2 separate regions of the Homo sapiens genome follow, and region 2 is linked to region 1. Evidence: chromatin loops called from intact Hi-C (ENCODE). Cell type or tissue: heart left ventricle. All regions are shown on one strand. Each heading gives the region's core, and the rest is flanking DNA. Links, peaks and the distances in the headings are about the cores only.

Region 1 (2,919 bases), core at 265-2,764:
CACCCACCTGAGTGAGGGTGGAGGGCACAGAGCCAGACTATACAGAGGAGGCCCTGGAGCGGGGCCTGGGCAGAGCCAGCCCTTCAATAAATGCTAACTGTTAATGGTCATTGCTATTGTTATTTTTCTTTCTTTCCCTTCCTTTCTCACCTAAGTTCACGCCAGAGCACAGGGCCTTCACTTCCTCTTCTTCTACTCACTGTTTAACCCCTTGCTTTCTGGCCCCTGCCTACCATACTCACATGAACTCACTTTCTCAGCTCTCAGCCTTTGTTTCTGCCACTTGCCTTGGTTTCTCTTTGTTTGTTTGCTTTTTGCATAAGTTTAAGGGGTATAGGTGCAGTTTTGGTACATGGATATATTGCACAGTGGTGAAGTGTGGCCTTTTAGTGTAACCATCACCCGCATGATGTACATTGTACCATTAAGTACTCTTACCCCCTGCCACCCTCTCACCCCTCCAAGTCTCCAGCATCTATTATCCCACATTCTGTGTGGTTTCTCTGTGTTTTAACACTGTGGGCCACCTTTTCCCTTAGCTGTTCTGCTTCTTTAGAGGCAAAAGAGAAGGAGCTCTTACCACTCCCTCTTCTTTTTCCACTGAATTGCAGCCATTTCCTTGGGTCCTGCCCTAGCCTGTCATTGTCCATGGTCTCTTTACCTAGACGTGTCTTTAGGCCTCCCTCCTGAGTTCCCCTCCTCTCCAATTCCACAAGTCGCACCCCCATCCACGACTCATGCCGCTGGTGAATGGACACACCCTCTATCCAGTTATCTAAGGCCAAGCCCAGAGAATCGGCCTTCTTAACTCCATGACTTCTCACTCCACAACCAACGGGGACCAAGCCTTGCGGATCTGTCCCCTTGACATCTCCTGTCTCTGGTCCTTCCTGCACTGCCACGGGTCACGCTAACTGCTGCGGCAGTTTCACCTCTTTTGTTGCCACACACCCTGGTCAGTGCTCCAGAAGGATTGTTTCCTTTCCTCTCACAGTCAGTTGGTCAAGTTCTGTTGATTCTATGGCCTAATTATGTCCCAGATGAATCCATTCCTCTCCACCTCTACAGCCAGTGCCTCTTCCACCCCTACAGCCAGTGCCTCCCTAGGTCTTTATTCTTGCTTAACTAAATTCTTCTATTACTATTAATTCCTAACTCCCCCTCCTGCCTTGTCCTGCCATCCTTCAGACCATCCTCCACGGTACCCTCCTCCGTGAGCCCTTTCACGGCCTGACTGCTGGATAACGTCCAAGTCCGCTGTGCATAGCGCTCTTGGCGATCTGGCCCACTGGCTACTCCTACAGCCCCATCTCTGGCTGCCTCCCCTCCTCCCTCTGCTGCTCCAGCTCCAGAGGGTGGTATTTGCAGTTCAGGAAACTGACCTTGTTTTACGCCTCTGTGCCCTTGTGCTTGCAGCTCCCTGCCCACTCTGGCTGGAGTGCCCTGCCCCCTCCTCTCTGCCTGGGGACACCTACACAGCTGTGAGACCTCATCCAAGTGGCCTTCTCCAGCATCCACACCTTTTTTCTTCATGATCCTCTTCCACAGCTTAGCTCTGTTGTCCATTTATTTCTACCTCCAGGCTCAATATCACCTACTCTGTCACCTTCCACCTCAAATGGGTTCCCCTTCTCCCTGACTTTCTCATTTTTGTCCTTCTGTCAGCTACCTAGCTAAGACCCAGGCATCATCTTGGCCCTGATTTCTGCACCTTACCCCCCATCCCTCGTTCCCCCTCCATTATGGGTCCACCGCTTGCTTCTCTGTGAGTTCTTCCTCTGAAGTGCTTCTTGACCTCCTCTACCCTCACCCTAGTTCAGGCCCTTGATACCTAAGCTTTTCCACAGCCAATATTCAGAAGTTTTCGTGGGACAGGCTCAGCTTATTTACCTTTTAGTCTCATCACCCATCTATTCCTGTAAATGTTATATTCAGCCAAGCTGTAATCCTTACTGGTCTCCGAGTGGGACCCATAATTTGTTACAATCGTGCTCTTGTATCTGCTGCTGTTTTTAATTCCCAATCTTCATCTACTGAATTTCTAGTCATTCTCCATGGCCCAAATCCATTACTTTCTCTTCCATGAAGCTTTCCCTGATCACTCTTCTTAGAATTGATCTTGGCTAGGGGCAGTGGCTCACACCTGTAATCCCAGCACTTTGGGAAGCAGAGGTGGGCAGGAGTTCAAGACCAGCCTGACCAACCTGGAGAAACCCTGTCTCTACTAAAAATACAAAATTAGCTGGGCATGGTGGCGCATGCCTGTAATCCCAGCTACTCAGGAGGCTGAGGCAGGAGGATCGCTTGAACCCGAAAGGCAGAGGTTGCAGTGAGCCGAGATCGCACCATTGCACTCCAGCCTGGGCAACAAGAGCGAAACTCAAAAAGAAAAAAAGAAAAAAGATCAGCCTGGCCAACATGGTGAAACCCCATCTCTACAAAAATACAAAAATTAGCCAGGCATGATGATGGGCGCCTGTAATCCAAGCCACTCAGGAGGCTGAGGCGGTAGAATAGCTTGAACCCAGAAGGCAGAGGTTGCAGTGAGCCGAGATTGCGCCATTGCACTCTAGCCTGGGCAACAGAGTGAGACTCTGTCTCAAAAAAAAAAAAAAGAAAGAAAGAAACAAGGAAAAGAAAAGAAAAAAAGAAGTGATTTCTGCTGGGCACAGTGGCTCACACCTGTAATCCCGGCACTTTGGGAGGCCAAGGCGGGAGGATCACTTGAGGTCAGGAGTTCGAGACCAACTTGGTCAACATGGTAAACCCCATCTGTACTAAAAATACAAAAATTAGCTGGGCATGGTGGTGGGTACCTGTAATCCCAGCTACTTAGGAGGCTGAGGCAGGAGAATTGCTTGAACCCGGGAGGCAAAGGTTGCAGTGAGCTGATATTGCACCACTGCACTCTAGCCTGGG
Region 2 (2,919 bases), core at 91-2,590, 54 kb before region 1:
GCTTGCTGTAATAATCCAAGACTAAAGACCCTTAAAAAAAAAAAAAAAAAAAAAAAGATACCCTGCTGAAGGGAAAATTATACAGGGCAAGTAGAGATATTCAGAGTAAAAATATACTTAGTAATAAAACCTTCTGTGTCACTATGAACACCATTTGTGTTTCTGACAAGTACCACTCAATTTTGTTTTCATGACCATAAAAAATTCCAGCAGAGACGTAGATCTTCAGTATTTCAGGTCTGGTAGTGTGCATGGATTGTAAAACCTTTTCTTGGCTTTGGGCACCAAAGTAGGTTAGGTAATAAAGAAGTTGCAAAGAAGAGATGTTTGGAGTTTCCAGTTTTGATAGCCAAATGATAAAACAAATGTGATGAGAGCATAGAGTTATCCCCAACACCGTTATATCCCATAAAATCAATCAAAAAATTATGTTACATAAAATAAGGATAGAGAGAGAAAGAGAGAGAGAGAAAGAGAATGTCTGCTTTACTAAATTGATTTTCTCTCTCTTCAGAGTTGGTTCTCCTTTTTTGACCCCCACCACATATATAAGACAATAGCTTTACTTTAGTATTCATTAATTTAAAAGATACATAAAAATTAGCTGGGCATGGTGGCATGCACCTGTAATCCAAGCTACTCGGGAAGCTGAGGCAGGAGAATCACTCGAACCCGGGAGGCAGGGGTTGCAGTGAGCCAAGATCACACCACTGCAGTCCAGCCTGGGTAACAGAGGGAGGCTCTGTTTCAAAAAACTAAATACATAAATAAAAGATACATAACATAATAATAATGTAAAAATTTATGAATGTAAAAATGCTTTTAAATGAATTTGTGGTTTATTAATTAATGACAAAGACATACATTTGGACAGAGTGCCTTTATATGTCAGTACTATTATTCCATCTGCAGGAAGTGCTGGGTGCACATAAAGCACTGTTGACCCTTTGCAGTAACTCGGTGTCCCTGAGGGAGTATTTAGCCATCAACTGGGAACCACTGACTTCGAGCAGAAATATGATGTGAAAGCAGGAAGGGATGCTCAACACATCCTTAAAGTGTTTTTCTGTAATTTAAGCAAGGTGAAATAAAAATATTTTTCCCCTAAGCATCTGAGCCTGTGAAGTTAGTCTCATCTTGCAATTAGTTTCATTTCCATGTGCTTAGAAATCCAGCCCATGTTACAGTTTTTCAGCTCCCTACAAAACCAGAAGTTTTGCTAATCAAATATTTATTGAATGATAGTGATCTTGCTTATAACCTCAGTGGTGTCTATCCCTTAAATTAACCACATTCATTGTGTTGTCTTTGTGAGATTTTGATCGTTTCCAGATGCAGATACACCTTATATGAATAGAAAGAGAAAAAAATCCAAAGTCATTCAAAATAGAAGCAGAACCATAGCTACCACATGTGTTTTAAATATATTACCCATACAATTAAGAATACAGTATTATAAACCAGCTCTATAAATCTTGTAATAAAAACAGAAATGCACCAACTCTTCTTAGCCACAAAGAGGCCCTTAATGATACTATAGATTCCATGATGATGTGGCGTTGGGACTAACTTAATATTCCATAGGAAGAATGTCAGCTGGCTGAAATAAATAGAGCGTATCCCTTTCTGTGCATAACTAAAATGAAGGGAAAATATTTTTCTTTCATATAGACAAAAAAGAAGCTCTTTTTATTTTGGAAATTCTTAAAGATACATAAAAGTAGAGATAATAGTATAATGAATTCTCACATGCCTACCACCCAGTTTCAGCACATGGCATCTTATTTCATTTATATTTTTCATTTTCTAACCCGCCAAAAAAAAAAAGCTGCATTATTTTAATACCAGACATCACATCATTTTGGTGCAAATATTTCATGATGTATGTCTAAGACATGAGAACTCTTTGAAAAAAACAGTATGATCACAAATTCACTAATACTCAAACCAGTAACAATAATTCTTTAATAGTCTTTAATAGATAGTATTCAAATTTCCCCAAACATCCCATATTTGTTTACTTTTTAAAATCAATTGTATCTTCAACTTTTAAGGATAGTGGCTGTTTTTAAGGAACTCACATAGCTGAAATCCCCTTACAGTTCCTCTGAGAAATATGTCTTTAAATAAGCGCTTAGTCATGGGACATTTTATCACTGATTCAACAATCACTCTAGGCCTTTATTGAGATGGGCCCAAACACTGCACAGCAGTGGAAACAGGCTCTATTAAGACTTCTTCTCACTGTCTCTTACGGTAGGGCAGTGCCTTAAAGTGCACAGAGCTGGGGGCGGGGGATCCTTGATTCTAATCTTCATGTGGTTGTTATATAACTGTATAACCTTGAGCATATCTCCCTTCTTTGTCTCAGTTTCCAGGCCTGTAAAAAGAGTGGCTTAGCCTATGTAATTTCTAAATTTCTTTCTGGCTTTTAAGATTCAACATGTTTGGTTTTATGTCTATGTCAAAAGCTGTATCGGCATGGTGTTATTTTCAAAAATGAGAGAATGTCTATTGTAAAAGAGAGTGGGTCTTATGAAATCATAAGACTAGTTGAATCCTGACTCTAGGTCCCTTGGGTAAGTCGTTAACCTTTTTAAGCCCTAATGTCACACTGTATTACAATTATTTATTTTACATATCATCTCTCCTATCAAAAGTGAGTTTCTAGAAAGTAGGGTTTTCTCATATTTGTCTTTCTATCATCAAAGTCCAGGGTCCTGTCTGGAGCCTGGTAGGTTCTCAATAAGTGCTTGTTACATAAATGAATGGGAGGGTATGCAATCTGAGGGTAAGAATGGTGGCTCCATCTACCTTACAGGATTACTGTACCGTGAAATGAGCTAATGCACATAAATTCACATTTTATATTTGTATTTTAAACATTCTAAGTAGGATATTTTATTTGCTTATAAAAAT

What was found. Hi-C counts contacts between places; a loop is a spot of excess contacts. Peaks named below come from ENCODE experiments on the same cell type or tissue, not always from the same donor. Only the 100,000 strongest peaks of a DNase experiment are listed, where the experiment ranks them.
Region 2: a loop joins it to region 1, with 2.4 times the contacts of the local background. A loop is called at or near these places in 32 of 110 quality-filtered maps.

The regions. Positions count from the first base shown.
Region 1 is chr6:7,100,138-7,103,056 of GRCh38, forward strand. No RefSeq gene overlaps it. Among named protein-coding and RNA genes, the nearest start is that of RREB1, 6.4 kb to the right of the region's middle. In heart left ventricle, for the core only: no CTCF peak of the experiment used is centred there; a DNase peak (open chromatin) is centred at 1,317.
Region 2 is chr6:7,045,987-7,048,905 of GRCh38, forward strand. No RefSeq gene overlaps it. Among named protein-coding and RNA genes, the nearest start is that of RREB1, 61 kb to the right of the region's middle. In heart left ventricle, for the core only: no CTCF peak of the experiment used is centred there; no DNase peak of the experiment used is centred there.